2 separate regions of the Homo sapiens genome follow, and region 2 is linked to region 1. Evidence: chromatin loops called from intact Hi-C (ENCODE). Cell type or tissue: heart left ventricle. All regions are shown on one strand. Each heading gives the region's core, and the rest is flanking DNA. Links, peaks and the distances in the headings are about the cores only. Region 1 holds the start of LOC102724856 (a long non-coding RNA gene). Region 2 overlaps PDPN (podoplanin).

Region 1 (5,376 bases), core at 81-5,080:
CAGATGAACTTGGGACAGTGGGTGCTTTAGAATGGCAGGCCTGGGAGGGAGCCACAGTGGGTGCCTGACCATCCAGAGGCCGTGTGGAGCTCTGAGCACCATGACAGGCTATGGGAGGTACCAGACTCATGGACCATTCCTAGATTTCCTCACACTGCCTAACCAGAAGGTTCTCTCTAACCAAATCACCCATAGTCACCAGACACAGGTTAGTATCCCTAGTACTCAGCCTGGGGCTCAACTCATAGGAAGTGTTTATTTTGGATGATGGAGCGGGTGGGGGTGGAGGTGGACATGGGGAGGTGGTGGGAGCAGCAGTGGCAGTGATGGTTGAGATGACAGGGGTGATGGTGACATCAGTGGGGATAGTGGAAACTCATGCTTTTTTCCCAAGAGTATAATTTTCTATAAGGCTGGGCGCAGTGGCTCACGCCTGTAATCCCAGCACTTTGGGAGGCTGAGGCAGGCGGATCACTTGAGGTCAGGAGTTCAAGACCAGCCTGGCTAACATGGTGAAACCCCATCTCTACTAAAAATACAAAAATTAGCCAGGCATGGTGGCAACTGCCTGTAATTCCAGCTACTCGGGAGGCTGAGGCAGGAGAATCGCTTGAACCCGAGAGGCGGAGGTTACAGTGAGCCAGCCGGTCACGCCACTGTACTCCAGCCTGGGCGACAGAGTGAGACTCTGTCTAAAAACAAAAAACAAAAAACAAAAAAAACACTATGATCATTCTCTGCTCCTTTCTTACCAGGGGAAGGACAGATTACAAAAATCACATGAACAGTCAGTCGGTTTTCCTCGCTTATGTGTGCGACTTATGTCAGTGTTTTAAGATGAGGGGTGGGACTCAGGCTAGCATGTGGGATTCAGACACAGGTCACACCCCTGGTGCAGGGTCCCTTTTACTGCACTGCCCCTTCTACAGGACACACTCTGTGGAGCCAGGACAAGCCAGGGTGAGCCCTTGACCCGAAGCTGCAGATGTAGCTTCCTCTTAGCAAAATCAGCTTATTACTCAATCAGACGAAGTGTCTGCGGTGGAGACGAGACGGGAGTTTAATTGGGAATTTTCCCTGTATGCAACTGTCGATATTTAATGAAAGTGGTGGTGGAGAACACAGGTCAGCACTATCAGAAATTAAAGCTGGTGTTCCTGGCACCCCTGTCCCCAGGAGAGAAGCAAGCCCTGCAGTCCCTTCTCGGCTGCCTCCTTACGAAGAACATTTCTCTGCGGCTTGAAGCGGCTGCAGCAGCGACTGTAGCACGTGCAGCTTCCCCAGATGCTCAGGGTGAATTAAGGACCTGGTGCCTGGGAAGAGCACTACACAGGGAGTCAGGAGACCTGGGTTCCAGTCCAGACTCCAAGTGGCCTTAGACAAATTGCCCAAGTTCTCTGGGCCTCTCATCTGTAAAATAAAGGAGAGGGGTGGGGAGGGAGGGGAAATGAGAGATATCAAAGGTGACTTCAGATCTTCTATGATGCTGTGAAACCAAGGCTGGCTGTGGGCGTGAAAGGCCAAAAAGCTACTGTTATTTCTTGGGCCTTTGGGTTTGGAGTTCCTGGAGGCTGGCAAGGAGGGCAGGGGAAGCTGTTCTACCAGCATAGGCTGGGCTCTCTTAGCCAGGGAGGGGAAGGCAGAAGAGAGTGATGGGGAGTAGTAAGCTCTTGCCAGGAGCAGAGGGACCAATGCCCAGTGGTCCCTGGAGAACCTTCCATGTTTGTCCTTCCTCTAGGCCATGGGAGGAAGAATCTGCCTTCTCTGGAAGTTGTAGCTGCAGTAATGGCTGCAGGGTATTTTACTGTGTAGATGAGCCACGATTTACTTACTCAGCCCCACTCAGCCCGGGAGGTTTCCAGTTTTCTCTCCTAGAAGCAATGCTGCTGTGAACAGCCTTGCCCACATTCTTCATGATTTCCCTAAGACATATTCCCACAAGTTGAAGGTTGTGGAAATGGATGAGGTTGGGTGGGCTGGATCGACCATACTTCTCTCCAATCCCCCCTTCGCACGACGGCCTCTCACCTTGGGAAGACTTGCAAAGCTCATGTCATAGCTCCTGGGCAGGCAGTTCACAGAAGGACACATCCAAATTTCCAGTGAGCACGTAATACAATGTTCAGCTCTCCTAATAATCAGATAAATGCAAACTAAATCAACAATATACCCTTTCATGGCTTATCAGATTGATAAAGATGAAAGAGTGACAAAATCCAGTGTTGGCGCAAGTTCAAGGACTCACCCACAACCTTCAACTTGTGGGAATGTATCTTAGGGAAATAATTAAGAATGTGTTCAGCCAGTCACGGTGGCTCAGGCCTGAAATCCCAGCACTTTCGGAGGCCGAGGTGGGTGGATCATGAGGTCAGGAGTTCAAGACCAGCCTGGCCAACATGGTGAAACCCCATCTCTACTAAAAATACAAAAATTAGCCAGGCATGGTGGCAAGTGCCTGTAATTCCAGCTGCTCAGGAGGCTGAGGCGGGAGAATTGCTTGAACCCAGGAGGCGGAGGTTGCAGTGAGCCGAGATCCCACCACCACTATACTCCAGCCTGGGCGACAGAGCAGGACTCTGTCTCAGACAAAAAAAAAAAAAAAAGTGTGCAAGGCTGTTCATAGCAGCATTAGTTCTAAGAGAGAAAACTGGAAAGATCCTGGGGTTGGGTAAGTAAATCATGGCTCATCTACACAATAAAATGCCTTGCAGCCATTGAAAATGATATATTTGTTGAATGGAAAGATGTTCCCAGTATGGTTATCCGACAGAGTGGTGGAGTGCATTTCTGCTTGGTAGATTTATGTACACACACACACACACACACACACACACACAAACACACACAATCTAGAAAAGGTATAAGCCAAGTGTTAACTTTTTTTTTAATTCTCCCTTGTTTTTGATTATTTTTATTGTCTCAGTATATATGTGAGCTTTGCCTAATATGTGGAGATAAGAAAACAAAAAAATATTTTTAATGACAAAAAGCGCTTACCAGAGCCTGTTGTTAATCTGAGTTACGCAGTTCCCAGGAGGCCAGATCAGGGGAAAGGGCCTGAGAGATCCTCTGGCTGCAGGCCTGTTTGTTGGCAAGGGGCCGGTCCGGTGCAAGAGATTAATCTCAATCTAACATCCGCTGTGTCACTGTCTATTTCTGGAGAATGGCAGCTCTTCACCCTCTCCAGCTCAGGTGTCAGCTGCTGGGGAGAAGTCATCACTCAAGGGGAGGGAGCCCAGACAGGTGGTGACGGGCAGGCCACGGAGCCGCCCTGCACAAGGGAGATGCCTGTCTCTTCTGAATGTGCCCTGGAAGAGAAGGAAGTCGTGGTTATAAGGGGAGGGCGCTGTGGGCCCTGTTCTGCCTAGGCCAGAATGAGACGGAGCCCACTTTGGTTTCAGTGGGTTGGAGGTAGACCCATCGCAAGACGAAAGGTGGGAAGTTGACTTCCCACCAGTTGAGCCTGCCTATTGTGGGGAGGTGAGCTGCATCACTCCCGCTGCCTCCCAAAGCCCTCATGCCACCAAGCACATGGTTTTATAGAACAACAGGACCCAGTTAAATGATTTGTGGCTGTGGGACAAAGGCTGACAGTTAGGACAGGAGCCCAATTCGTTCTTGAATTCCGTTGTCCTAGAATCCATCGGTTGGGTATCTTGAGCGTAAACAACAGAAGCCAACTCTGACTAATGTAGGCAGGGAAGGAATTTGTTGCAGGGATGTCAGATAGTTCACAGAATTGAAGAGAAGCCTGGAGAAGCAGGCTCAGAAGAGAATGGGGCAGGTCTGCAGGTGGAGAACGCAGAACCAATGGACAGTTTCTGCAGGGTGGGGCTGCTGGCTGGACTGAACGGGTTCCAGCCATCTATTTAGTCAATCCACCCAAGATTCAGTGTCCTGGGAGAGACAGACTGTGGCTCAGTGTGGGTTGGGTACCGACCTCTATGTCAGGAGAGGGCCACACATTTTAAGAAAGTTAGGGTAGGTGCAGTGGCACACGCCTGTAATCCCAGCACTTTAGGAAGTTGAGGCAGGTGGATCGCTTGAGTCTGGGAGTTCGAGACCAGCCTGGGCAACATGGCGAAATCTCGTCTCTACTAAAAATACAAAAATTAGCTGGGCGTGGTGGTGTGTGCCTGTAACCCCAGTTACTTGAGAGGCTGAGGTGGGAAGATCGGTTGAACCCAGGAGGTGGAGGCTTCAGTGAGCCAAGACCGTGCCACTGCACTCCAGCCTGGGTGATAGAGTGAGACCTTGTCTCAAAAAAAAAAAAAAAAAAAAGGTACACCAAGACATATTTAATGGGTGAGAGATGATTGCTCCAAAAGGAAGCTGGGGAGTTGCCTCAGGAGAGATGAAGGGGGAGAAGCCAGAGGGCAACAGGTGGGTATGAAATATGTGATTCCTATAGTGGGTTGAATTGTATCCCCCGAAAAGGCGTGTCCAGGTCCTAAGCCTTGGCACCTATGAATGTGACCTTATTTGGAAAAAGGGTCTTTGCAAATGTAATTAAATGAAGGATCTGGAGATGAGATCATCCTGGACTGAGGGTAGGACTGTCCTAAATCCAATGGCAGATGTCCTTGTAAGGGAAGGGCAGAGGGAGACTTGCAAGACGGAGACACAGAGCAGAGGCCGTATGGAGACAGAGGGAGAGGCTGGAGGGAGGCGGCCATAAGCCAAAGGATGTGAAGAACTACCAGAAGAGTTCGAGACCAGCCTGGCCAATATGGCGAAACCCCATCTCTACTAAAATTACAAAAATTAGCCGGGCGTGGTGGTGGGCGCCTGTAATCCCAGCTATTCGGGAGGCTGAGACAGGAGAATCGCTTGAACCCGGGAGGCAGAGGTTGCAGTGAGCCGAGATTACACCACTGCACTCCAGCCTGGGTGAGGGTGACAGAGCGAGACTCCGTCTCAAAAAAAGAAAGAACCACCAGAAGCTGGAGGAGTCCAGGAGGGATTCTCCCCAGAACCTTTGGAGGGAGCCCAGCCTGGCTGACACCTTAATTTCAGAATTCTGGCCTCCCAAACTATGAGAGGATAAATTTGTTTTAAGCCCCTCGGTTTGTGGTAATTTGTAACAGCAGCCCAAAAAACAAACACAGCATGCAACCCCCTTGAATGACATTTTAGTGCTCTTTGCCCTGAGTACTCCAGGCTCAGGCCACCAATGGAGGTAGCATGGGCCCCAAACCAGATTGACAAGACATTGTGCAGCTTTGGCATAATCGTAGGACCCTCTGGGTCTTAGTGTCCCGGCAATAACTTGTGCAAGCATTCTTCTTCTTCTTTTTTTTTTTTGAGATGGAGTCTCGCTCTCGCCCAGGCTGAAGTACAGCGGCACAATCTTGGCTCACTGCAAACATCGCCTCC
Region 2 (5,376 bases), core at 173-5,172, 120 kb before region 1:
CAAACCTGTAGTCTCAGTGTCATCTTCTGGCTGGCCTGTGCTGGCTGAAGAAGAAAGATTGAGTCAGAGCTTAAGGTGGAAATTGCATAAGCAGACCCAACTTGTCGGCTACATTCGGATTATTTTCTTTTCCATTTCTTTTGGAAATTTTTGTTTTATTTTTGGTCCTTTTTGTGGCTTACTGTGGTGCCAGAAACCAAACCATTCTCCTTGCAGCACTTCTGACACATCAACACCCTGGTTATCTCCGTTGCAAAGCAAAGGAAAATGAAAACATTAAAAGGTAGAGCAGCCAGCCCCTCCCTGGGGCCCCATCGAGGTGGCCTGGACAGGGGACGTACATCTTTCCTTTTCAATAAGGAACCAGATTCTTCCTGGTGTCATTTCATATGATGAATTAATATATTCATCTGGACCTAAAAACTCTAAATTAGAGTCAACAGGAAAGATTTCTAAACACACCCCTTTGCAGACCCGATGCAAAAGCGGGGTCTCCATCTTTTTATTTTTTTATTTTTTTCTCTACCTTTTCAAATTAATTTTTCTTAAGAGACAGGCTCTCCCTCTGTTGCTGAGGCTAGAGTACAGAGGCACAATCATAGCTCACTATAACCTCAAACTCCTGGGCTCAAGCGATCCTCCCGTCTCAGTCTCCAAAGTAGCGGGGACTACAAGTGCTCACCACCACACCCAACTTCCATCTTTTTAAAAGCAAACTCTCTCTCCATTTAATTTTAAGACTGCTGTTCACTTGGACAATTAGAACCACAGGCTCTGACCACAGACCTCGTAGATTACATGGAGTTTTACCTCTTACTTTACAGTTGAGATTACTGTCTACAGGGGAGGGTCAGTAATATGCTTAGGGATGCCAAGACACCAACAGAACACTTAGTACACCAAGAGCCAAACTAGCTGGGTGCAGTGGTTCACGCCTGTAATCCCAACACTTTGAGAGGCCAAGGTGGGTGGATCATTTGAGGTCAGGAATTTGAGGTCAGGAATTTGAGACCAGCCTGGCCAACACGGTGAAACTCTGTCTCTACTAAAAATACAAAAATTAGCCTGGTGTGGTGGTGGGCACCTATAATCCTAGCTACTCAGGAGGCTGAGGCAGGAAAATTGCTTGAATCCAGGAAGCAGGGGTTACAGTAAGCTGAGATCGCATCACTGCACTCCAGCCGAAACCCAATCTCCAAAAAAAAAAGAGCCAAACTAATGAACTGCCCTTGGCCCTGGCTTTTCCGCATTAACATTTGGACAAATGATGTGTCATGCCAATGAGAAAGGTTTCTGGGCCAGGTGTGGTGGCTCACGCCTGTAACCCCAGCACTTTAGGAGGCCAAGGCGGGCGGATCAGAAGGTCAAGAGATCGAGACCATCCTGGCCAACGTGGTGAAATCCCATCTCTACTAAAAATACAAAAATTAGCTGGGCATGGGGTTGCATGCCTGTAGTCCCAGCTACTTGGGAGGCTGAGGCAGGAGAATCGCTTGAACATGGGAGGTGGGGGTTGCAGTGAGCCAAGATCACACCACTGCACTCCAACCTGGTGACAGAGCAGGACTCCGTCTCAAAGAAAAAAAAAGGTTTCTGCTGGAGCAGGGAATTGGAGTGGACTACCAGGCTGAATTCTACAATGAGAGATAGAGCAGATAACAGCAGTATCCTCTTCTTCAACTTCTGTTGCAGTGACCCAAACTAGTCATGACCATGCTCAATTATCATCTCCAAAAATCACCAAACAACCCTCTTTGTGCATTAAAAATGTGACTCACTGGCCATGGGCTTCTTCCCTAAACTCCAGTGGTTCTGGAAATTCCATGACTAAATACAGTTGCAAAATAAACAAGCATACACATCCCAGGAGCGAGGGGGAGGGAGGTGCTTGGAAATTTCTTTGTGTAATGAAAGAGCAGATGTTTGTTTGTCTCTAGGCAGCACTTACATTAGCAATCCATTCCTTGCCTTAAGATACCTTATTCTCCCCACTGCTTAGACAGCACTTATATCAGCAATCCATTCCTTGCCTTAAGATACCTTATTCTCCCCACTGCTTAGACAGCCCAGCCAGAGGCACAGCTAATAAATATTTGATTATAGCTTCTTTGATGCCTAGAGGAAGCCTCTGAAGTTAGTTCACTTGTTCTATGAGCCTGCTCTTTTATTCTAGAGTCCTAATCCAGTAGAGATGGCTTTGGATGAGCTACCTACACATTTTTTTAATCTGGGGGTGTACAGCGAGGGGTTTACCAGTTAGCAATAACCGAATATTTCCATGCATGCAAATGGTTTGCCTCTCCATGTGGCCTTTTGCTGGAGTAGGGGTAGAGGTGAGGGTTGGTGATTGGCTCCTACAAAAATGTATGACTTGTGGTGTAGGCAAACGCTTACTGTGTATTTATTGAGCTCAATGGGAAATATCCCTTTGCCAGACAAGTAGTCCTTATTAAAAAACTTACTAAGCTTCCCATTTTATTTCTTCCTCACCTGGTTTGAACTTAGTTAACAAATCATCAATTTTAAAAACGTTTTCTGGAGCGGTTTAGTACAATCACTTACTTATTTGGTGTATCTAACTTAAAACAATCCTTGCTTTAAAAAAAAAAAATCAAGTGCTCAATGAAATTAGATTGAATTCTTTCATAGAAAGCTCAGTTCATTGAAAGCGTAACTTTATAAAAATTCCTTCTTGTTCTTTTCTACCCTTGGCCCACAGAGCCAAGTACTAAAATCGCTCTGAATGGACAAAAGGCGTTTTATGAATGATAGTCAGGATTAAGATGCATGTCTTTTGTCTCACCGCCCTAGCATTCTTTTTGCTCCATGGGAAAGCTGAACTTTAACAAGAGATCCCCAATTGTCCCTCTTAGTATCTTGGCTGAAGGATTCCCTGGGTGAAGAGTTCCTACTAGGCCAGCTGCCGAGTTTCCAGCCAGCATCTCATGTCTTTTCCCCTTCCTCCTGAAATTCAAATCATGGATGCCTTCACTTTCCAATCCTCTTTTCCCCAAGACATATGTATGCACAGGCATACATATGCACGCACACACGCATACACACACACATACAGGGATGCACATATGTGCAGACACACAATTGTTTCTACAAGTGTAGAGTGACGAATTTGCCATCATAAACCAATACCCACAACCTAGCTTGCAGGTTCAGTTCTGGAGTGGTGTACCAGCGTGCTCACATAAACACCCTTTCCTGCCACACCCAGCCTCAGCCAAACACGGCTCAGTGGAAGTTTCCAAATGCGGCAGCAAACGATCCACTTACTTTGAAATTTGTTGTTGTTGTGATTATTTTAAAAAAGCTAGGCAGGGCTGGGCGCGGTGGCTCACACCTATAATCCCAGCACTTTGGGAGGTGGAGGTGGGTGGATCACGAGGTCAGGAGTTCAAGACCAGCCTGGCCAAGATGGTGAAACCCCGTCTCTACTAAAAATACAAAAATTAGCCTGGCACAGTGGCAGGTGCCTGTAACCCCAACTACTCGGGAGGCTGAGGCAGGAGAATCACTTGAACTCGGGGGGCGGAGGTTGCAGGGAGCTGAGATCATGCCACTGCACTCCAGCCTGAGTGGCAAAGTGAGACTCTGTCTTAAAAAAAAAAAAAAAGCTAGGCTGAAGTTTCTATTTCCTAGGAGAAGATGATTTGATAAATCAACTGTCACTTGGGGTTCTTAATTTTTGAGAACAAATAAACGTAAGCAATGCTTATTTATATGAAATCACTAACTATGAATAACTTTTATCTTTGCATTCATGTCTAATAACTCGCTAGATTGCACACATTACAGGATGGCATTTCTTTTGTCTTTTCTTTGAGATGGAGTTTCACTCTTGTCACCCAGGCTGGAGTGCAATGGTACAATTTCGGCTCACTACAACCTCCGCCTCCTGGGTTCAAGCGATTCTCCTGTCTCAGCCTCCCAAGTAGCTGGGATTACAGGTGTGCACCACCACGCCCAGCTAATTTTTATATTTTTAGTAGAGATGGCATTTCACCATGTTGGCCAGGCTAGTCTCGAACTCCTGACCTCAGGTGATCCGCCTGCCTTGGCCTCCCAAAGTGGGCATTTCTTTTTTAAACAGAATTTCTTTCTTTCTATCTCTCTCTGTTTTTTTCTCTCTCTCTCCTTTGTATTTATAGAGATGACATCTCATTTTATTTTTATATATATATATATATTTGTAGAGACAAGGTCTCACTACATTGCCCAGGCTGCTCTTAAACTCCTGGGTTCAAGCAGTCCTCCCACCTCAGCCTTGCAAAGTGCTGGGATCACAGGCATGAGCCACTGTGCCCAGCCTGCCATTTCTTTAAAAATACTTTAGAGTTGGCCAGGCACGGTGGCTCACGCCTGTAATCCCAGCACTTTCGGAGGCTGAGACGGGTGGATCACCTGAGTCAGGAGTTCAAGATCAGCCTGGCCAACATGGTGAGACCCCGTCTCTACTGAAAATACAAAAAAAAAAATTAGCCAGGCATGGTGGTGCACACCTGTAATCCCAGCTACTGGGGAGGCTGAGGCGGGAGAATCACTTGAACCCAGGAGGCAGAGATTGCAGTGAGCCGAGACTGAACCATTGCACTCCAGCCTGGGAGACAAAAAAAAGAAGTACTTTTGAGTTTAGATGTAACATTCAATCAGGCTGTTATTGTAATAGTCCAAATTCTTAATAAAAATCTTTTAAATAAGTGATTTCAGTCTTCTGGTTTTATTTACACTTCTTTGATTTGTGGAGCGAGTTGTTTCATCCATTTGTCTTCTTTTGTGACCGTTTTTGTAATGGTCACATGGCATTCCCTCTTATAAGCACTGTTCATACCTTAAGAATGTATTCTTTGGCCTAAATGCTGCTGGCATTTTTTTTTTTTGAGACGGAGTCTTGCTCTGTCGCCCAGGCTGGAGTACAGTGGCACGATCTCGGCTCACGGCAAGCTCTGCCTCCTGGGCTCACGCCATTCTCCTGCCTCAGCCTCCCAAGTAGCTGGGACTACAGGTGCCCACCACCACACCCGGCTAATTTTTTTGTATTTTTTAGTAGAGACAGGGTTTCACCATGTTAGCCAGGATGGTCTCAATCTCCTGACCTTGTGATCCACCCGCCTCGGCCTCCCGAAGTGCTGAGCCACCCAAAGTGCTGAGCCACCCAAAGGCATGAGCCACCCAAAGGCATGAGCCACCCAAAGGCATGAGCCACCCAAAGGCATGAGCCACCCAAAGGCATGAGCCACCGCACCCGGCCTACATCTTTCTTTTGCAAATGACCAAGCTATCAGTAGTCAAACTTCTTAAACTTGTTTTCTCTTTGACATCACACTCACAAACTCTTCCTCAAGATCACATAAATATTCACCTATG

What was found. A loop is a pair of places that touch in the nucleus more often than their neighbours do. Peaks named below come from ENCODE experiments on the same cell type or tissue, not always from the same donor. Only the 100,000 strongest peaks of a DNase experiment are listed, where the experiment ranks them.
Region 2: it touches region 1 in a loop (2.0-fold over the local background); 1 of 110 quality-filtered maps calls a loop at or near these places.

The regions. Positions count from the first base shown.
Region 1 is chr1:13,485,494-13,490,869 of GRCh38, reverse strand. All of the region lies in intron 1 of LRRC38 (leucine rich repeat containing 38), which reads left to right. It overlaps LOC102724856 (a long non-coding RNA gene), which reads right to left and starts at 3,299. Exons shown (of 3, transcript XR_426659.4): 1 at 2,998-3,299; 2 at 2,029-2,131. In heart left ventricle, for the core only: no CTCF peak of the experiment used is centred there; a DNase peak (open chromatin) is centred at 3,109; H3K27ac peaks cover 210 bases.
Region 2 is chr1:13,601,841-13,607,216 of GRCh38, reverse strand. PDPN (podoplanin) reads right to left here. Exons shown (of 6, transcript NM_006474.5): 2 at 1-44. Among named protein-coding and RNA genes, the nearest start is that of PDPN, 21 kb to the right of the region's middle. In heart left ventricle, for the core only: no CTCF peak of the experiment used is centred there; no DNase peak of the experiment used is centred there.